Regions from separate parts of the Homo sapiens genome. Here regions 1, 3 and 4 are each linked to region 2. The links are chromatin contacts, found by Hi-C or POLR2A ChIA-PET in ENCODE. All regions are on one chromosome and are shown on one strand. Each heading gives the region's core, a stretch centred on a gene start or an enhancer-like site at or near the end of the contact. The rest is flanking DNA. Distances are from core to core; before and after follow the strand shown. Region 1 overlaps LOC105369844 (a long non-coding RNA gene). Region 2 has its middle 73 kb from the start of NAP1L1. Region 3 overlaps LOC105369850 (a long non-coding RNA gene). Region 4 overlaps LOC105369844 (a long non-coding RNA gene).

What was found. A loop is a pair of places that touch in the nucleus more often than their neighbours do. ChIA-PET counts read pairs that join two places held with the same protein, here RNA polymerase II (POLR2A). Pooled maps may share reads with other maps.
Region 1: a pooled map shows a loop between it and region 2 (6-fold over the local background). The contact joins two enhancer-like sites. A Hi-C loop is called at or near these places in 5 of 50 pooled maps. POLR2A ChIA-PET finds 5 or more read pairs at or near these places in 2 of 52 experiments (H1 and activated T-cell).
Region 3: a map of HepG2 shows a loop between it and region 2 (29-fold over the local background). The contact joins two enhancer-like sites. A Hi-C loop is called at or near these places in 4 of 168 maps with a recorded cell type or tissue (B cell, CD4-positive, alpha-beta memory T cell, HepG2 and 1 more), 2 of 37 single-sample maps with no recorded cell type and 11 of 50 pooled maps. POLR2A ChIA-PET finds 5 or more read pairs at or near these places in 1 of 52 experiments (CD8-positive, alpha-beta memory T cell).
Region 4: a pooled map shows a loop between it and region 2 (2.1-fold over the local background). The contact joins two enhancer-like sites. A Hi-C loop is called at or near these places in 12 of 37 single-sample maps with no recorded cell type and 11 of 50 pooled maps.

The regions. Positions count from the first base shown.
Region 1 is chr12:75,814,480-75,819,670 of GRCh38, reverse strand. The region is part of intron 1 of LOC105369844 (a long non-coding RNA gene); the gene reads left to right. Among named protein-coding and RNA genes, the nearest start is that of PHLDA1-AS1, 210 kb to the left of the region's middle. RefSeq lists a silencer at 4,089-4,148. Within about 2 kb of position 2,578, at least 2 of the 41 ENCODE cell types and tissues checked have a DNase peak (open chromatin) inside an H3K27ac peak, as active enhancers do.
Region 2 is chr12:76,155,353-76,160,552 of GRCh38, reverse strand. No RefSeq gene overlaps it. Among named protein-coding and RNA genes, the nearest start is that of NAP1L1, 73 kb to the right of the region's middle. Within about 2 kb of position 1,677, at least 10 of the 41 ENCODE cell types and tissues checked have a DNase peak (open chromatin) inside an H3K27ac peak, as active enhancers do.
Region 3 is chr12:76,586,064-76,591,240 of GRCh38, reverse strand. The region is part of intron 3 of LOC105369850 (a long non-coding RNA gene); the gene reads right to left. Among named protein-coding and RNA genes, the nearest start is that of OSBPL8, 29 kb to the right of the region's middle. RefSeq lists a silencer at 1,886-2,086. Within about 2 kb of position 3,225, at least 3 of the 41 ENCODE cell types and tissues checked have a DNase peak (open chromatin) inside an H3K27ac peak, as active enhancers do.
Region 4 is chr12:75,655,267-75,660,886 of GRCh38, reverse strand. It overlaps LOC105369844 (a long non-coding RNA gene), which reads left to right. Exons shown (of 16, transcript XR_007063375.1): 8 at 1,712-1,843. Among named protein-coding and RNA genes, the nearest start is that of KRR1, 150 kb to the right of the region's middle. Within about 2 kb of position 4,091, at least 6 of the 41 ENCODE cell types and tissues checked have a DNase peak (open chromatin) inside an H3K27ac peak, as active enhancers do.

The DNA of each region.
Region 1 (5,191 bases), core at 1,329-3,828, 340 kb after region 2:
TTTAATCCTCTCCACAACATTATGAGCTAAGTACAGCAGATTAATATCCCCATTTTGAAGACACCGAAGCTAAGGTTTAAAGAAGTAAAATGCCTAAGGTCCCATGGCTGGGAAGTGGAAAAGCTAGGCTTCGAACCCATTCTGCCTGATTCCAGACCACATGCTCGTAAGTGCATCCAGTGCTATCTACATCCTTGGTACAGGATATCAGTCCTGTGCTCCTTTGGAGGCTGGTGCCTGTCCAGTGACTGTAAAGAGATAAGTTAGTTCTGGGTCAGCAAAGAGACCAAGAACACCTCCCCTGTAACACATCATTTACCAGGCCAGCTTTCTTTCACTAGGCATTGGAAACTTACTTCTTCAAATGTTATTTGTAGAAGATTTAGAAAAGTTATCAACATAAATAGCAGTGAACTTTTTAGTATGTTAGGATCAATCAGTTGACAAGTATGTGTTATACTGCATACTTAAGGTTGTGCTAGGTGCACATGGGGGTTGAGGGTGGCATATTAATGACACATATAAGCCCTTGACAAAGAAGCTTATAACCTCCACCATGTGACATGAGACTACTCAGGGTCAAAGGCATATATTTAAATGCTAAGTGCTATGATTATGAATGTTAAGATGCTCAGGGAAGGGGATGGTTTGTTTGAGTCTTTAGTGTGCTATTTGAAGAATGTGGAACTACTATGTCTAAGAGAACTGAAAGAATTTAGAAAGCAGAAGAAACAAGCACTAAAGAGAAAAGTTGTTTTTATTATTTATTACATGCTGACTGCATACCCAGTGGTGAACAAAGAATAAAAGGAGGGACTGCTGGAAACATTGGGGAAGGCGCAGAACTGGCAGGCTTTTATTAGGTACGAAGATGAGTGTCACATCAGTTCATTGTCTTCTGTACCAATATTAGGATGATGGACTGAGGGCTTCAAATTTGGTTTTATATGGTGTTTGCAAAATGTTTATGGTTAAATTCTAAGATAGTAATGTCTAATGGGTAATCCATTGCATTATCAAGGCATGTAATCAAGTTTTCTTGAACAAAACACAATGAGAGAATATAATTATGTTTAGGGAAAGGTGAGGCAGGGGTGTCTGCTTGTTTGGTAGGCTCATGTAGGCCTGCAGCAGCTCCCTCACTGGTTCATGTGGCAAATGAGGGATCTCATAATAGATCTGTTTTTGAAGCTTTACTCAGACATTATTTCTTCTCTCATCAGTGTGTTCCCATTGCATTTTTTCTTTTTTTTTGAGACAGAGTCTCGTTCTGTCACCAGGCTGGAGTGTAGTAGCGCGAACTTGGCTCACTGCAACCTCCACCTCCTGGGTTCAAGCGATTCTCCTGCCTCAGCCTCCCAAGTAGCTGGGACTACAGACAAGCTACCACGCCCAGCTAATTTTTGTATTTTTAGTAGACAGGGTTTCACCATGTTGGCCAGGATGGTCTTGATCTCTTGACCTCCTCGGCCTTGACCTTGATCTGCCCACCTTGGCCTCCCGAAGTGCTGGGATTACAGGCATGAGCCACCACGCCCGGCCCCATTGCATTTTTTGCATAACCATTTCTTTTCATTCTCAGAGCAAGCAATCCAAGAGACAAGATAAGTTTCTATGCCTTTTATGGCCTAGCCCCAGAAGTCATGCACCATCTCTTCCATGCTATTATATTGGTCAAAGTAGTTAAAGGCCTTTTCAGGTTCAAGAAAAAGAAAAGTATACCCCATCTCTTGATGTAAGTTGTAAACATCACATTTTAAGAAAAGCATGTAGGATGGAATGTAGTTCAATATGTTTATATTTAGAAAATGCAATCTGCTGCAACATGGAAACCAAGTAACCCACACAAAGTGCTTACAAATATTAACTATTATTAATATTATTCAATGAATGTTTTCTTAAAGAATAAATTAATATACATTTCTTTCTGCCTAGAACTTTGAGCTGTAGTTAAATAATTCTTGACTTGTAAATTGTCAGTTTGAGCTTGTCTTGTTTGCTCCTACCTGCTACCTGCATTAGGATCCCTTCAAATTGGAGAGTTTCTAAATTTTACTTTTTAACTTAAAATCATTTCAAATTTACAGAAGTTTTAAGAGTAGTACCAAGAACTAACTCTCTAAACCCATCTGAATTTGCCTGTTTTAACCTTTTCTTCATTTTCTTTTATATTCTCTCTTCTTCCCTCCTTTCCCATTCAAGTATTAGTTTCAAACATCATACTCCTTTTCCCCTTATAGATCCATAGTACCAACATCAAATTCAGGACGTTTAACATTGATACATGCTATTATTTAATATATAGATCATACTCAAATTTTAATAATTGCCCTAAAAATGTTTTTGTAATTGTTTGTTTTCTCCCTGAACCAGCATCCAATTCAGGATCACAGATTGCATTTAGTTGTCATGGCTCATTAATCTCCTTTAATTTGAAGCAGTTCCTTAGCTTTGTTTTTCAGGACATTGACATTATTGAAGTATACAGGCCAGACGTTTGGTAGAAATGTCACATGATTTGGGTTTGCCTCAGGGTTACTCATCATTAAGTTCAGATTATGCACTTTTGGCAAGCATACCATGACAATGATGTTGTGTCCTTAACAACATATCACCACCTAGAGGCACACATTACTGATGACATTAACTTTGATCACTTTTTATAAACTGGTGATTGCTAGGTATCTCCACTAGAAGACTACCATTTCTCTTTATAATCTACAGGAAGATATTTTGAGACTATTTAATATCCTGTCTTCTTCAAACTTTTACCCTATAGCTTTAGCATCCGTTGATGAATCTTGATAAAATCAGTTATTACTATGATGTCTTTTAAAAAAGATGATTGACTTACCAACTATTATTACTTCTTCTACATTGATTAGCTGGATTCTTATTTTTATTCAGTGAATTAGATCCAATGCTGCCATTTAATTCTTGTTGAAGCTTAAATTGTCCCAAATTTAGCCAATAGGTACCCTTGAAGCTGGCCCTAAGTCTTTTTGACATAGCCTTCATCATTTTTTGTACACTTTTTTGTATAAGATATTCCAGACCCTTCTTGTCTTGCTTTGCTCTGGCCCTCCTCTCTCCAAGGAATCCTAGCTCCTTCTAGTGAGGAACAGTACCTAGAAACAAGGTCTGTGAAGAAGTGTTTGTTCAGGTTATCCAATGTTGAGGTTATTCAGGCAAAAACACGTTAAATATTGAGTCCATCAAACAGAAAGTCTTACTTAAATTAAAAAGTGTGAAGATAGTTGACCCTTGTTCAAGATGTTCTATGTGCAATTTTATTTTTATATCTAGCCAATTGCAAAACATCAGAAGAGCCATAGTCCTGGGCTTATTGGAAGTGAGGTTCTATTGAACATTGAGCTGGGAGAGTAGGGAAATTGCAAGATAGCGAGAAGTCAGGCCCCACAGAAGGAGCTGCAGCACTTGCGGGGCATCCACTTTTTAGAAAACTGGTCAGAACCAGTAGACGAACAGCCCATTTTGAAATAGTGGTTGTTTGTGCCATCTGGACTTAGCCAATCATAAAACTCAGTTGATACTCCAAGCCTAAAATGGTCTTGGAGACCCTTTTTGGATTTTGGCTTAAGCCCCATTTTAAGGAATCCAACCCCTTCTTGTGAGATCAGATTTCCCTGCCTTGCACTGAACTTGTTTAGTCCTTGTCCATCCTAGAGCTTCACATGACTCAGTCTGCCAGTTAGGTTGGGAGATATAGCGGAGCTAGAAGGAGCCCTGGCCCTGGTACTTACTAAGCATACCCCTTTGATGACTTTAATTGACTCACTGTGTGGCTCTAAGTCCCTTCTCCTTTCTGGGCCTCAGTTTCCTTATTTGTAAAATCAGAAGGTGAGGCTAAATCTCAAAATGTCCATCTAGCTTCATGTTCTATGAAATCTTCTCTGCCTAAAATCTTTAAAGTGCTAATTAAACTGGCAGATCAAGATAAATGACCAGAGGAGCTGGACCCATTACAGAATTAAAGTCTTCAGAGCCCTAGCAAGCCTGCTTTTTGAAGCGTGCTTTCTTTTTACAGCTGTGAAGAGAGGAATCAGCACATGCGCTATAACTTCATATGACTAATGGTAACCATGGCGACCACTAAATATTCCTTCCAGACCTTGCATCTGCACAGCTCACTGAAGCAGAGGAAATAAACGTTGCTGCTTTGAAAAATGATAAAAATAATCTAAGCCAGCTAGAGGCTAGGAAGGAAAGGAGAGATCTTCCACCTGAAGGTCAAGCCATTTCATCTCATTATCTTTTCAGGGCCTTGTTTAACCTCAGGGGGCATTTGGTACCAACCGAATGAATAGGTCACAGACTGGAGGGATTTAGTATCAGGCTACTGAAACACTTGACTAGTTTTTAAAGAAGCTTCTGGGGTTCTGACAATGTTTGCTAGGCTGGTGTGATGACCCCTATGTTAAAATGCAGTAGGTCATCAAAAGCAGGTCCCCCAGCAGTTCTTGGTGTCAGGTCATATTATTGGTTTAAGAGAAGAGCAACTAGAAGACTGGCCAAGGTCAAACAGGGACCTGAGAAACCAGGCAGAGAGCAATAGTAAGGAGGTCTGCATGCACAGGAAGGTGGGGGATGGAAAGGCACAGTGAGGCAGGCTGGATATCAGCACTCATGCTCAGAGAGCAGAGCACAGGCAAGAGAACTGGGCCGCATGAAGCCTGCAAATTGGACAAAGAGAACAGACAACAGGTTAATTGCACTTTCTGTAAAACATGAGGCAACAGCCAGGAATACTGCAACCAATAGTATAGCCAAGGAGAGAGATGCAGGAAATGTAAAGGAGTGAACTGCTCATGAGTGGTTGGATTCTATCTAAAGAGGGCAGCCTATTGTTGCCACGGGGGATTGCATGTCCAGAGCTCTCATTTGTCAAGAGAAGCAAGAAATCTGGATTTTAAAAAATGTGAAATTCCTTAATTGTTTAACGATGACATGGTGTGGATTGCCATTTTGCATCCTCTAAAATTATAGTTACCTTCTGAGAATAAAAATAGGAAATGCCAGAGGAAGGAGATTCACAGTTAGCCAAGTCCACAGTGACACACACGGCTGATTGTGTCCAGCATCTGAGGCTGTGAGCACCTTGCCCAGTGGCTAGTCAGTCTTCGTAATGTCATCTCCCCTACCCCAGTATTTTCACCCTGAATTGCGGTAG
Region 2 (5,200 bases), core at 428-2,927:
AAAGTAATCAATCTGTACACTGGATTTGTGTGTGAATTTTTGTGTATGTATGTTATACTTCAGTAAAAACTTTACTAAAAAAAAGGCAAGGCCCAATGAGCTTGATTGAAGTGGGTATTTGTTCTGTGGCCTCAGGAATAGAGAGAACCAAAGTGTCTATAGACACATATATTGAAAACAAAACAAAAAACAAAGAAATTTACTAAACATCAACAAAGGTTATTACTGGATAATTGGATCAAGGGTAATTTTTTTTTTCTGTTTTCCAGCACTTTCCAAATCCTCTTCCAGGAGTCTGGTATTAGTCCTGCCATCTGGGTGTTAGGGGAAAGCAGAATCCTGGAGGATATTGTTTTGTCCTCAAGGCTTTGAATAGAACTGTCTATGCTCATCACATGCTTCCTTCTTGGAAGCACAGATTTCATTCAAGCTCTCTACATGTCTTCTAAGATTGCTTGGCAGACAGTTTAGGGATAACTTTATTTGAATTTATATGCCTTTGGAAAATTATAGGAAATAGATATTAAGCTCCAAGGAAGTAGCATAGGAAATCATAAGAGGCTTCCTGAGGGAGGTGACATTTAATCTGAGTGTCAAAGGGTGAACAGCAATTTGTGAAGTGTAGTAGGAGGAGGGGGATGAAGGATGGAAGGATCGTTGTAGACCAAGGAGACAGCACATGCAAGACATGAAAGAGAATGACGTGTTTGTGGACCAGAAAAGAATTTGGTATCATTTAGGAAGAATGGAGGGACAGGAGACGGGAAAGGAGTTAAAGCTCCAATGTTTGTAACTTTGTCCCATGCTATACACTGTGTTTGTAGATACAATATAACAGATGCCAAACATTGTTCATTGCATCAGACCATAAAAATGTATAATACAGTCTTAAAGTTTTAAATGGCCTTTTTAAAATATGCTTTACAGCAACAGCTTAATTAAAAAGATAATGGTGCCTATGTTACATACTGGAAGTCGGGAAGTAATCAACTTGAAATAAACCAGTCTTTGTAGAATTATCTCAAATTTTAAATTATTTCAGTATATCAAAATCCAAGCATGGATATAACATGTGTTATGCCAACTGCAGAGGACTCTCAAAACCTCTTCCCTTAAAATTATAGAATAGCTTGGTGCCAACATTAGCATCCCCACTGCGATGAATTTACAAGGAGATGAAGTTACATTTGGGGATATCGATATTATAAGGACACCTATCAATCTGATGAATAGCTACAGACAATGTCTGTAGCCTGTCATAGAACAGCCCTCTGGTTTGCCAAAGAACCACTTAAAATGCATAAATGCATTCTTTGTGCTAATGGAACAGATCTCTTTCGTGGTTTCAAAGGAGAAGAGAGAAGAAACAGAGAGTGGATGGTTCTTGTTTCACTTACGGCTTCCAAACCAAGACTACCAAATGAGAAAGACAGCTTGCTCTCTGAGCAGCACCAAGCCAGAAAGGAAGGTTCAGACCACTACCCACTCTCCCTTCTCACTTCTAAATTACACCATGAAAGTGGAGACAATGAGGTGTGCATTCCAACGCACAGGCCTGTGGTTGGCTCTGGGTATGAATTCAGCAGTGTAGACTGCGGCTGTGTTCAGTGGGTCACCACACTCCCATAACTGACCACTAGTAGGCGTGAAAACTGAGGCAACCCAAGATCCTGTGGTGGAACAGTTAGTTGCTGCTTTCAGATTCAGTTTCTGGCTAGAATGTCACAGCATGAATCACCTTGGAGCAGATTCCTGATGGCACGAGAGCTATAAATTGAATGGTACGACACTTCGTGGCTTTCACTGGCTCTGACATTAGCAGAAACAGCTGAGTAATCAGACAAAAGGCAGTGGAAGAGGAAAACGGAAGAGAATTAATATTGAGCAGCTTCCCTCTTCTGGGCATAAACTAAGAGTCTTCACATGCGTTATGGAGACAGCGTGGTTCTTACAATTTTGCATCTACCTCTTGCTAGCTATGTACACTTGGACAAGCTCCTTAACCTCTGTGAACCACAGTTTCCTCATATCTACCTCCTGAGGTTGTGTTGGGAGAAAAAGAGAATCCATGTTTACATGACACATATATATGGTATATATTACATAGAGTATGTATACACAACATAGTATATATAATATATACACATTATATATATATACACATACTATATATGATATATATAGTACACAACCTAAAACCTATATATAAATATACACACACACACACACATCATGTTGGTTTCTCCATAATTGTGTGAGCCAATTCATTAAAATAAATCTCTCTCTAGTATATAATACATGTATTTAATGAACAAGTTCCTTAACTATATATAGAATATATTTTTATTAGGTTCCTCATATTTTATATATATAGAGAGAGAGAAAGAGAGAGAGAGAGAGAAAGAGATGGAGAGAGATCTATTTTAAGAAATTGGCTCACACAATTGTGGAGGCTAGAAAATCCAAAATCTGCAGGGTAGGCTGACAGGCTGGAGACCTAGGAAAGAGTTGTTGCAGTTGCGAGTCCGAATGCAGTCTAGCAGCAGATTCCCTTCTTCCTCGAGAGACCGCAGTCTTTTTCTACTAAGGCCTTTCCACTGATTGGATGAGGCCCACTGACATAATAGAGGGAATGGAGGGGGAATCTGCTTTACTCAAAGTTTGCTGATTTTGTGTGTGTGTGTGTGTGTGTGTGGTGGAGTCTCGCTCTGTCACCCAGGCTGGAGTGCAGTGATGTGATCTTGGCTCACTGCAGCCTCCGCCTCTCAGGTTCAAGCAATCTCCCACCTCAGCCTCCCAAGTAGCTGAGGCTAAGGGAGCCCACCAGTCTGGCTAATTTTTTAATTTTTTGTAGAGATGGGATCTCACTTTGTTGCCCAGACTTGTCTCGAATTCCTGGCCTCAACCAATTCTCTCACTTCGGCCTCCTTAAGTGCTGGGATTACAAACATGAGCCACTGTGCCTGGCCTAGATTCAGTATAATTTTAAAACCCACTGGGATTTGATGCATAGAGCACTTTAATCCAAAGAGTGAAAGTTGTTGGTTCTTACTACCTTTAGCTATAAAATAAGAAGCTGTTGGAACTGGAAACATACTTTAGAAATCCTTAATTTATCTTTGTCTCCCACCATTTATTTCACAGACAAGGAAACAGGAGCCCAAAGTTTAATCCAGAAAAGAGAATCAATAACTGGGCCAGAACCTGAACACAAATCTCCCAACACTAGTCCTTTGCCCCATGGTTATTTTTTCTTCTTGATCTACAAATAGAAACATAAACCGGATGTTGTACATCATCACAAAATAAACTAGAAACCATTGCATACACTAGAGTACTGTTCATCTGAGTAACATTCGGGCTACCTTGTAACATAGAATTGCCCAACATGCAGTTGCCGAGTTTATGGACAGAATAATCTGGGCTCACACTACAGTGCTCATTCCACACTTGAGCATCATAGAACAGTCCTTACCCAGTGTCCAAAGGCCTTCATTATCCCATTTTTGGTGTTTAGTGCCAATTCTTGTTAGCTGGAGGCAAATTACCTACAGATCCAGCAAAGAAAGAAGCCCATTTGGCAACTATTCACCCTTGTCAGATTTGAAGCTGTTCTGGGAAGGCATTTTAATTAGACAGTGGGTGAGCTGCCACATTTAGAAGCAGCTCTTAAATGGAAGCAGAGAATTTCAGGACCAACTGAAGTTCTTGGTGCTTGTGTTGCTTTACCACTTAAAAGACAACCAGTGGATTCTTCTCTAGTACTCCTTTAGTACTGCAGGCTTTGTAAGATTTGGAATGGTTGAATGACTTCTTAAGGCTCATTCCTTAATTCTCATTGCACCTCTGAGTGCGTGGTTTGCAGGCAGAACATGAATCCTTTGATCATTGTCTAATTAACTCAAGCTATGTACCAGATAAATGGTGACTGTTTTGATGATTATATTCAGTTTTTCCAGAAGTGCTCATTTCAGTGAAGGCCTTTACAATTCATGAATATTAAGTGGGGTTTTTGTGTACAATTAAAGCAATAAATCAATCATCACTGCAATGTTCCATATTTATTATCTTCTTGCTTACAAAAAAACTGAGCAGTAACTCACTTGAACTTCAGTGTCTCCATTTTATAGGGAGGAAAGAGCAACAGAAAAATATTATGTCACCCAGCTTGTGAGAGGCAAAGTAAGAACTCTAAGCCAGAACCCAGATCATATTGTAGCAATCATTCAAAAAAGAAATGACAGTTTTCATCTTCTGATTTGTGCTATACATTTTGGCAATATCCTTAATATCTTGTGAGTGAGAATCTACTAAAAGGAAGTTGCCCAGCTTAGATATGAAGAAGTGGAACATGGCATGCTATAGAACAAAGTACATTGGACTAGAGATTGAGATTTGAGTTCCGCCCTCAGCTCAACAAATGACAACTGCTGTGACCTTGAGCAAGTCACCACATTTTGCTGGGCCTCCAGTTCCTCATCTACAAAATGATGTCTTAGCATTAGGAAACTTTCATCACAAGAAACATTTTGCAAAATCCCAATGTGTAAAACAGATAACAGATAAGAGAGCTCTGGTGGAGGAGGGGCCGAGGGGCCCAAGACCTAACTTTTTTTTTTTTTTTTTTTTTTGAGACAGAGTCTTGCTCTGTTGCCCAGGCTGGATTGCAGTGGCGTGATCTCTAGTCACTGAAACCTCCACATCCCGGGTTCATGTGATTCTCCTGCCTCAGCCTCCCGAGAAGCTGGGATTACAAGCATGTGCCACCACGCCCAGCTAATTTTTGTATTTTTAGTAGAGATGGGGTTTCGCTATGTTGACCAGGCTGCTCTCAATCTCCTGACCTCAGGTGATCCACCCACCTTGGTCTCCCAAAGTGCTGGGATTACAGGAGTGAGCCACCATGCCTTGTCCTGGGCCTAACTTTTTGGTCTTGCTTTTCCACTTGGAATCAATAGTGGCCAAGGCCCCTTTATAAGCTTAGGGCACTGAACCACATTACTATAAATTCCCTCTCAATGTTTATGTTTTAACAGTTATTTCCTTTCTCCTAGGCTTTTCCAAAATGTGAGGCATATGGAAAATTCAGGCAACACCCTGTTACTTATTCATCACTTAAGCCATGTTTTGGCTCAGAAGATACCAAGCAAAGCTGAATATTACTGTATTTCAGAAAGGGGAGTATTTCTTCAGTGCTCAT
Region 3 (5,177 bases), core at 1,976-4,475, 430 kb before region 2:
TTTTGCCATCTGGGGAAGATGAGGATTTTTTAAATTATCAAGTCCTGATTCCTTTTTGCTTAATAGTTCTTCTCTCAATTTGTCTCTTTTCTTGAATTTTCCTGTAAGTAGCAAGAAGAAACCAGTTGTCCCCTTCAACACTTTGCTTGGAAATCTCCTTAACTATATAACCAAATTCATCCATTTACAAGTTCTGCTTTCAACGTAATTGCAAGAAATAATTTCACTAAGCTTTACGCCAGTACATAACAAGGATCTCCCTTCTTCCAGTTTCCTATAGCATGTTCCTTACTTCCTTCTGAGTCCTCAACAGCAGTCTTCAATATCCACATTTCTACTGAGAGTTTGTTCGCAGTGATTTGGGATTTGTCTATCATACTTTTCAAGCATTCTTCTAGTCTCTGTCCACTGATCAGTTTCAAAGCCACAGACATATTTTTACATATTTATTACAGTAGCATTCTACCTCTAGGCACCAAAATCTCTATTAGTTTTCCAATTCGATGTAACAAATTAACACAAGTTGAACACATTAAAATAACACACATTTACTATCTCTCTTTCTGTAGGTCAGGAGTCCAGATACACCTTAGTTGGGTTTTCTACTTTGGGGTCTCTCCAGGCTACAGTGAAGGTGTTGGTTGGACCATGTTCCCATCTGAAAGCCTGAAGAAAGAAGAATCTTCTTCCAAACTCTCTCAAGTTGTTGGGAGAATTCATTTCCTTACAGTCACAGGACTGAGAGCTTCAAGATTTTGTTTTGTTTTGTTTCTGTTGGCTCTCAGCTTCTACAAGCCACCTCTGAGTTCTTTGCCACATGGTCCTCTCCGATAGGCAGTTCATAACATGACAACTTGTTTCTTCAAGACCAGCAGGAAAGTGAGAGAGTGAGTCGGCTATCAAGACAGATTCTTACATAATATAACATAATCATGGGAGTGATATCCCATCACATTTGTCATATATTGTAATGCATGTATTACATTACATCATGGGAGTAACATCCTATCACCTTTGCCTTATTCTTCTGGCTGGAAGCAGTTCACAAGTTCTACCCAGTCTTACGGTGAGGGGCATAAAGAAGGTCATTAATACCAGAAGGCAGAGATCATTGGGGGTTACCTTAGGATATGTCTGCCACATTGGGGGAAGGCAGACAATTCTAGGTAGCTATTCAAAGATCCAGAGAAATGAGCCTGAGTTACCTACAACAATGTTCAGATTGATTAATGTATTCTTGAGTTAGCTTTCCTTCCTTTCATGTCTTAATTTTCCTAGCCCCTCACTCCTATTCACTGGGATCTCTTCCCAAAATCAACTATCCGCACAGAAGTTATTGTCTCAGACTCCGATTTCAGGGAAGAAGCCAGGCTAAGATAGCAGAAGAGAATAAACTTGTATAAATGGTATGCTACAAGTTAGGAGGGATGGTAGGCAGGAGGTTCTCCTCCTCAGAAATTAATTACCCCCTACCCATATATTTCTCTACACTATAATGAGGCAGTGCTAAAAGTTCATGGAAGAAAGCATGCTAAAGGTGCTTTCTCTATGCAAATCTCAAGATACAGCATCTTAACTCTCTCTTTCATAAAATTAGAATTGGCCCAAGATACTAAATTGGGCTAGGCTGGCAAGTGGGGTTCAAGTAGTTTCCATTGTAGGGAGAGAAATTTAATAAGTGTAAACCTGGCAGAGCTCAAAAAAGAGCAACAGAAGTACTTGAATACAAGGGATAAAACTATTAAAGAACATTTTTCACAAATAAGCCTTGTTTCTTCAATTATCTCTATTTCCACCATGCCTGCCATCTCAAGTGATGACTATCACTCTGCTCTGGCCAAGTTATATGTCAAATCACAAAGGTGAAATGAGATGACTGTCAGGTCATATGTTTGAGGGGGAGGAATGGAATTACAAAGAAAGGGATACCATGACACTTGGAGAAAGAGTTATGAGGAAAGAAAACCAATGGGGTGCTTAAGAAAAGGGCTTGAGTCAGAGTCAGCTGGATACCATGTCTGACACAGTGAACTATGATAATCCTCACAAAACATTTCTAAAATGATTGCCTTAGGATTGCACTGGCTGCATGGCCAGGGTTCTCATTTCTCATTTCCTTTTCTTAGAATTAAGGTGATGCTCTTTGAAATGTCTAAAGATAGATGACTACCATTGGTAGTCAACCCTGAGGTTTTTTATGTACAGGCCCAGCACTGAGCTAAGTGTTTTGTATGCAATTGCACAACATCTTTATGAGGATAGATGCTATTATTATCTGTTTCTCTAAGCATGGGGAAACTGTTAACCTCAGGGTGTTGAGTAACTTGCCCAACATCATACAGCTAGTAAATAACAGAGCCAAGACCCAAGACCTAGGCCCGCATTTGCTGGCTTAAAAGTTTAAGCTTTTTGCTTTTTTTTTTTTTTTCCAGTGGTGCTATCTAAGCTTACTGCAACCTCTGTCTCCCAGGTTCAAGCAATTATTCTGCCTCAGCCTCCCAAGTAGTTGAGATTGCAGGCATGCACCCCCATGCCTGGCTAATTTTTAAATTTTTAGTAGAGATGGGGTCTCACCATGTTGGCCAGGCTGGTCTCGAACTCCTGAACTCAGGTGATCCATCTGCCTCAGTCTCCCAAAGTGCTGGGATTACAGGTGTGAGCCACCGTGCCTGGCCCCAAGGTTAAGCTTTTAACCACTGCATCACACTGCACCTCAGGTTTCAAGATAGGGAAACTCAATTTTTAAAAATATTTATAAAGCATTTACATTTTTTCCATATCTCATTTTATAAAGTGTCTTAGCTAGTAAGCTTAAAAATTATTTTCTTCGGCCAGGCATGGTGGCTCATGCCTGTAATCGCAGCACTTTGGGAGGCCGAGGCTAGCAGATCACCTGAGGTCAGGAGTTTGAGACCAGCCTGGCCAACATGATGAAACCCCATCTCTACTAAAAATACAAAATTAGCCAGGCATGTTGGCACGTGCCTGTAATCCCAGCTACTTGGGAGGCTGAGGCAGGAGAGTCACTTGAATCTGGGAGGCAGAGGTTGCAGTGAGCTGAGATCACGCCATTGCACTCCAGCCTGGACAAAAAGAGCGAAACTCTGTTTCAAAACAAAAATAAATAAATAAAATAAAATAATTTTCTTATCAAGAAAATGCAAATTAATCTGCAGTGACAGAGAGTGGATCAGTGGTAACTTGAGGATGGGAAAGTCCCAAGAGTGGCAGGAAGAAGAAATTACAAAATAGCATGAAGAAACTTTCGGGAATGAAAATCAAAATTTGTAAACATATTTATCACTGCCAAAAGTTAAAGAGTCTTGCTCAAGATTAGCCTGAGAGTTAGTAGCAGAGACAGGATAAAAATATAGTTTTTAAGCTTCTTGAACAAGTGTTTTTTTCCTCTCAATTTGGTAAATTATTTCCATATGGTTTTAAAAAGGATATGAAGAGACATAAAATATGACATGAGTATTATAGAAAGAAAATTGTGTTTAGGAATTTTGGGCAGCACTATTCACAATAGCAAAGACATGGAATCAGTCTAAATGCCCATCAATGGTAGACTGAATAAAGAAAATGTGGTACATAGACACCATGGAATACTATGCAGCCATAAAAAAGAATGAGATCATGTCTTTTGTGGGAACATGGATTGAGCTGGAGGCCATTAGCCTTACCAAACTAACACAGGAACAGAAAACCAAATACTGCATGTTCTCACTTATAAGTGAGAGCTAAATGATGAGAACTCATGGACACAAACAGGGGAAAAACAGACACTGGGGCCTACTTGAGGGTGGAGGGTGAGAGAAGAGAGAGGAGCAGAAAAAATAACTTCTGGGTACTAGGCTTAGTACCAGGGTAACGAAATAATCTGTAAAACAAACCCCCATGACATGAGTTTACCTATATAACAAACGTGCACATGTACTCCTCAACCTAAAACAAAAGTTAAAGAAGAAAGGGAGCCTGTGAAGCCCCTCAGTCACTCCTCCTACATCTCATCCTGTTCTCCCACTGATCTAGCTTAAAGTCTTCCTGCTGGAACATTTCACCCTATACCAGGTGGTGGGGAAAAAAATTTTTTTTATTAACTTACGTATCTCAATTGAGCATTGGAAGTCTATTGTGAATTCATCTGATGAAAAAGTTGAATGCATCTCTTCAGAAGTTTATCATTATCATCTGCAATCTACTGAGAACTTTTTAAAAAATGAATCCTGCAATTGTATGGCCAGCAGGGGGCAACTAAATACTTCCCAAAACAGCATCTTGTATAAGAGAACAAGTTAAAATTGGAGACTGTTAGCATTCTTAGCTGTGTAGGAGAGCTGACTTCCTTCTAAAATGATAATTAACACCTAGACACATTCTCACAATACTGAATTTGTGAAGATAATTGGAACAGTTTCCTAAGTGGACAGATTATAAAACCACATTCTGGGGCCTGTATGTGGCAGATTTGTTTTGGCTGTTTTTTCAGTCCACAAGGTTCCTTGCAAAAATTTATGTATTTTATGATGAATAGCTTTGTAAAACTTCTTGTATTATAGAAAATATAATGAATCTTGACTTATTTCTGTAGGTTATTTTAGAATTCTGCTATTTTTACTTAACATTCAAAGATAAAAGTAAATAGGGATTGCAGAGGATCTTGTTCTTAAAGTATAATAAAGAATCATTTCTTAGCCCTGTTTTATAGAACTAATTTTTAAGCTTGTTATATTAGTTAGGGTTGTCCAGAGAAACCAAACCAACAGAATGTGTATACATATAGATATTATAGATATAGATGTTTATTTTAAGGAATTGGCACACATGATTGTGGGGACTCAGTTTCTGCTTGAGTCCAAAGGCAACCTGCTGGCAGAATTCCTTCCTTCTCTGGGGAGGTCAGTCTTTGATTTATGAAGGCCTTCAACCGATTGATGAGGCCCGTCCATATTATGGAAAGTAATCTGCTTTACTTAAAATCCACTGGTTAAAATGTTAATCTCATCCAAAAACACCTTCACCAAAACATCCAGAATAACGTTTAACCAAATATCTGGGTACCACAGCCCAGCCAAGTTGTCAAATAAAATAACCATCACAGTTGCCTATTTCTTTACATCACAGTCTCAAAGTCGTAGGAGATCTATATGGTGAAATAGCTCAACCCTCCTCCAGAT
Region 4 (5,620 bases), core at 2,842-5,341, 500 kb after region 2:
TGACTCATATCAATGGGAAGAAATGGATACGTTCAGAAAAACTGAAAGAAAGGTGGACAGAATTCCTGGTAAATTGAATGGAGTGCGGTGAGAGAGAAAGAAATTGATTTAACACTAGATTTAGAGGTTAGTAAATGTGCTGTATGTAATGTGTGCTAGGTATAGTATATACAGGCCATTTACATATATTAAGTGATTTAGTTCTCACAAGACTCCTATGATGTAGCTAGTATTCCTCCCAACTTGTCTCTGACAAAGAAACCAAGATTTAGAGACGCTTAATAACTTGCCTTAGGTTACGTAAGTAGTAAATCGGGAAGCCAAGATTTGAACCCAGGTGTGCCTGATATCAAAAGCAGTGCACATTTTTGTGTGACACAGCATTACCCCTGGAGCTCTGATAAAGATTGCATCTTGCCTATAAGGCAAGACAGAATTAGAGTCCCACAGCAAAACGTCTATTGAGTCACATGTGAGGACACGTTCCATCATCAAGGGGCTTGATTGATGTTGCCTGGCTTCTCTCTGGTTCCTTGAAGGACTATGTTTCAGTTCTGGAACCTCATGTTTAAGGGACGTAAGCACTTTGGGTGGAGTCAGAAGTAAATGAAATGATTAAGCCGATAGAGAAAATGACTTCTGAGAAATGATTAAAAGATTGCAGCTTAGCTCAGTGATGACTAAAGAGGACATCAGCCTATAAATATTTCAGGGGTGGAAATAGCAGGAAGGGGGGATTTTTCTGTAGAAAGGAGAAAGAAATTGCATGAAGGGACAGGCAGAGAATACAGTTCAGTTCCTGAGTCTGCTCTTTATGATGTTGGTGGCTTATCATGACTTTGAGTCTAAATTTTCTCATCTCAAAAAAAATGAGTTATGATTAAATGAAAAACAGTATCTCACTAGAAAGACATCAAAATCCCCATAAAACATTCTTTCATGCTTTTAACATTCATTTGATAAATACTTATTGACATGTACTTTGCATAAGATGCACAAAAGGGGAGGATTTGGGGCCAAAATGTGGATGTCCATTTGAACATTCTTGTTTTATAATAAAATATACATATTTTTATGAGACAAATATTATAAGGACAATTCCTTCACAACAATTGTCTAGCTGGAATCAGAATTATTCATGCACTGAAACATATCAGCTATTGTCATGTTCTGGAGTCTGGAGAGAGAGAAAGGGTAATGCTCGTACCATGCATCCCTATTGCCTGAATACTGCTATACTCTAAAGAACGGGGAGGCTTAAGTTTCAAACACAGGCTAGTGATTTCCTTGCATTTGCCACAATGTGTGTTTGTCTGGACATTTGTTAGTGAAATAAGAGAACACACTGCTTGATAACACAGGGACAACTGTCCAATACATTGGGTGCATTATCTTTCCATATACTATGAAAATTATATCTATCAAGCTGCAAAGTCAGAAAGCCTTGGTTTATCAGCTACATCCGGGCCGCACACAAAAGGTAAAGCCACTGAGGGAAAGCCTTCTTGAAAAGCACACCTGTCCTTTTCAGACATTTTTGAAGTATCATATTTGTTTTCAGATGATTTTGGCCTTCCGCCCTTGATTCTTTAGCTGGGTTGGGAGGCTGTCCTGTGGCCTGAAGGTTAAAGAGAAATACGAGTGAATGTGTCATCTTAATGGGCTTTGAATGCACTCCCAAATGACATGTTTTTTTCTTTTTTCTTTTCAGTCTTGCTTATAAAAGTTACACCTGCAAAAATGGGACTGAATCCAGTGAGGAAGGACATAACATTTTGCCTGAATGTGCAAAATATGAGTGGGGTGTTGTCTGTATCCCTGCAGGCTCCGAGCAGCCTAGTGGGTAAATGAGCGTTTGTTTCCTGTGCACCATCTTTGAGTTGAAAATGAGTCACACACTCGTGGAAAGAATAGTACTATCTTCTTTTGTCTAGCTCTGCATGCTTTTGTGGTTACTGAATTTGTCTTAATGGGAAGCTTGATTGTTTCTCTTTTTGAGGCAAACCATTAGAATTTATTTTTAATCTGGAATAAGATTACTTTAAATATATTATTCTCGATTCATAACTGGATTCACAGCCAGTGTATACAATTACAGAAAATTTATATGGGGCAAAAAAAAAAAAAAAATCTCTCAGGTTTATGTAGTCATCTGGAAGCATAAACCGATTCCTAAATGTTTAAACTAATTTACTTTGAAAATGATGATAATAACTGTAATTTGTTGAATGTCTACTTTGTACCAGCCACTATGCTATGCATTTTTAATAGATTATTCCTAATCCATATAACATGCCCAAAATGCAGGTATCAATAACCCCTTTTTATAGCAAAGGAGAGCAAGGGTCAGAGAGATTAAGTAACTTGCCAGAAGGCATAGAGCTGATCAGTGAGGGAACTTGTATTCATCTCCATTTATGTCTAACCTCAGGGCCTGGGCTCCCTCCATTATGACATCCTACCTCTCTGCAAAGAGCATTTGATGACAAATTTGCCTCAATTCTTATTACAAAGAGGTAGGTCATAAAGTAAAAAGACCAACAATAATTTCCTTTTATCTTTGTAAGAAATTGATTTCATAGGCTGGAAAATACTTTTAGTCTTCCCTGGATGTGCAAAGAGGCTCAGATACATTTGGATACTGGAGTAGTTTCCACGACTCAGGGGACCCTGATTCTAGTTTTATTTTATCCAGCTCTGCATAGCCTCGATTTTGAGACTCCCAGGTCCCAGATATCTGAGGATTCTGAGGCATACACTTATGAATTCTTACTCCATTACTGTGTTCTTCAAGAGATGGAGGGATAGCTTATGGCTCAGGCTTGCACAAGGATTTCCAGACTAATGGAAGAAGGAACAAAGACACCAGAGCAGATACATTTAATGAAAAAAGTAAAAACAGATAAATTTATCATAAGGAAAACATCTGAAAAGTGTCAGCAGAGGCTGTGGTATCTGAAATTATTGCTGGACTATCTGCAATGATAAATCATTATTTCAGATAATCTGACTGAATTGCTGGCATGCTAGGGCCCCAAACTAAGAGTCACAGCTTCAATTATGAAAGTCATTTTCAGACATTTTATGAATGAGGATTTCCTTTTGAAAACCAGAGGGGAATCAAGAGGGGCTCACTTCTAAGAAATTTACCATTTAAATTCTAGATTTTCATTGAGTCTCATTTATTTATTTATTTATTTATTTATTTACTTTCTTTCTTACTTACTTTGAGACAAAGTATCACTCTGTCGCCCAGGCCGGCGTGCAGTGATGCAATCTTGGCTCACTGCAACCTCTGCCTCCCAGGTTCAAGCTATTCTCCTGCCCCACCCTCCCAAATAGTTGAGATTACAGGCATGCGCTACCATGCCCAGCTAATTTTTTTTCAGGGGTGGGGTTTCACCATTTTGGCCAGGCTGGTGTTGAACTCCTGACCTCAAGTGATCCACCTGCCTTGGCCTCCCAAAGTGCTGGGATTACGGGCATGAGCCACTGTGCCCGACCCACTGAGTCTTATTTTTGCCTTTCTTTCTGCTCTATGGGCTGTTTCATGTTCACACAAGGGGCTTGTGGAGCCACCGAGGACCTGGGGCAAATGCCTGTTTGTAGAATTGTGGAAGAGCAGCATCTCCAGTCTGAGTATATCATACATCTCTGATTTTGATTGGTACATTATGGATATTAATTTGGATTACAGACATTTTTATTAACTAATTATAGAACATTAAAGGAAAAGAAAACCACATTTGATAGTCGAGGCAAATTTCTCAAAGAAAGTTGTTCATGACCATATCATACTGCAGCAAGCTATGCCTGATGTGTACATTACCTAGCAATTTGGCTTTCTCACATCTATCACCCCTGTGTTACTCCAGATGCAAATTGGAGAGAACTTCCATTTACCTGTTCTTCTATTTTCACAACTTGGCATTCACTTGCCCTGGCTCCCATGTCTGATTAAGGAGCAGACACCAGGCGAGCACAGCAAGCTGATGCAATGGGTAGAGCTGCTGCTCACCAGGAAATGAAAGAATTCCTTTCCATAACTGTCAGACAAGGGAAGGGAAGGGCCATGCTCAGCTGGTCCTAGCCCATTCCTGTGTGGTGGGTCACACCCTTCTTGCAGATGGCAAGGCCTACTCTCTTCCTCATCTGCCACATCTACCTTTTCTTCAGAGACACTTCTCAAGATACTTGTGTAGTTTTCATTGGCTACACCAGCCTTCTCTGATCTTTGACTTCCCTGGTTTCTCCAGCATGTTTTGCCAGGTTCTGTTCTCCATGAACACCTACCTGATCACTTTGAAGGTTGTCTCAGTTAGAATGCATCCAGTTACCATATCAGAAAACACAAATTAAACTGGCTTATGCCATAAAGAAGATTTGTTGGCTCACATAACTGGAAATTCAGAAGTGTATAGGTGTCAGGATTGGTTTGATCCAGTCACAAAATTGCATCACCAAGGACTTGGTTTCTGTCCTTTTCTCTGATACTCAGTGGTGAGTGATGCAGCTTTGTGCCAAAGCTGCTATGCTTTTGTCCCAACATGGCTGCCAACAACTCCCAGGTCTACACCCACTGCCTGAAAAACCTGTTACTATTTGACCCAAAACCTCAGGCAAATGCTCCCTCCTGCCTTGCAGCCCAAATATTTGTCTTGGGCCAGATGGTAAAAATACTCTGATTTTTTAGGCCCTAAGAGCATGCTTTATGTGTGGAGCCAGCCTGGAGTCAGCATCCCCTGTCCTCTTGGTTTGCCTCCATGGACAAAAACGTAGGTAAGATAGTGGGTCTGGGTGTTGGCAAGTCAACCTCAAGGTCCATTTAGTTAGTCAAGTGTAATCATTTGCCTATCCTACCCTGCAGGTTCAAAACTCTCCATCTCTAGGATTAATTTCAGCCCTGTTGGGATATATTAGAAGATGTGTCTTTACATTAAGTTTGGGTCTAGTTGAAAGTGGTTTGATTTCTGTTGCCACATACTGATTCTCATACAGGGATCTGCTTCCTGGTGACACTCATCCCTCATCTCCTTATCTGGGTTTCTTAGACTTCTCTATGACATGACTCTGATAACTCCCTGCCCACTACCTGGATCTCCTGGAGGGCTGGGGGATCGAGTTTAAAATACAAGAGTCAGTTCCTCTTCCACTTTTCGCTTCCAACACTTGCTAGGGGAGGCCTCTGACTTGGTCTTCAGAGATCATTGAAGATCATTGAAGATCTCTGAAGACCAAGGCAAAGGCCACCCCTAGCCTTTTGTCTTTTATCTTCTCTTTTTGCCAGTGAACTCCACCTCTCTGGTACCAATGTGGTTCCTGCTTTTATACCACACCACCGCAGTTTATCTCTGTGCCACCCCTCACCATCCCTACTTTTCATCTTTGCATCTTTCTTTTCTCAGCTTCATTTTTCTATTTCCTTTTCTGTCCTCATTGCCTTATAGATGCCTCTTTCAAAGCAAAAACCACTTTGAAAAACCATTTCCCTTCTGGTCGGCCACTGACTCATTTGAAACTCTTAAACCCCTACTGTATGCAGAACACATGTACTTGATACATATTGAGGATGAAGAAGCAGTTTGTGCAAAGAGTTACAATATAGAGATATAAAAGCATA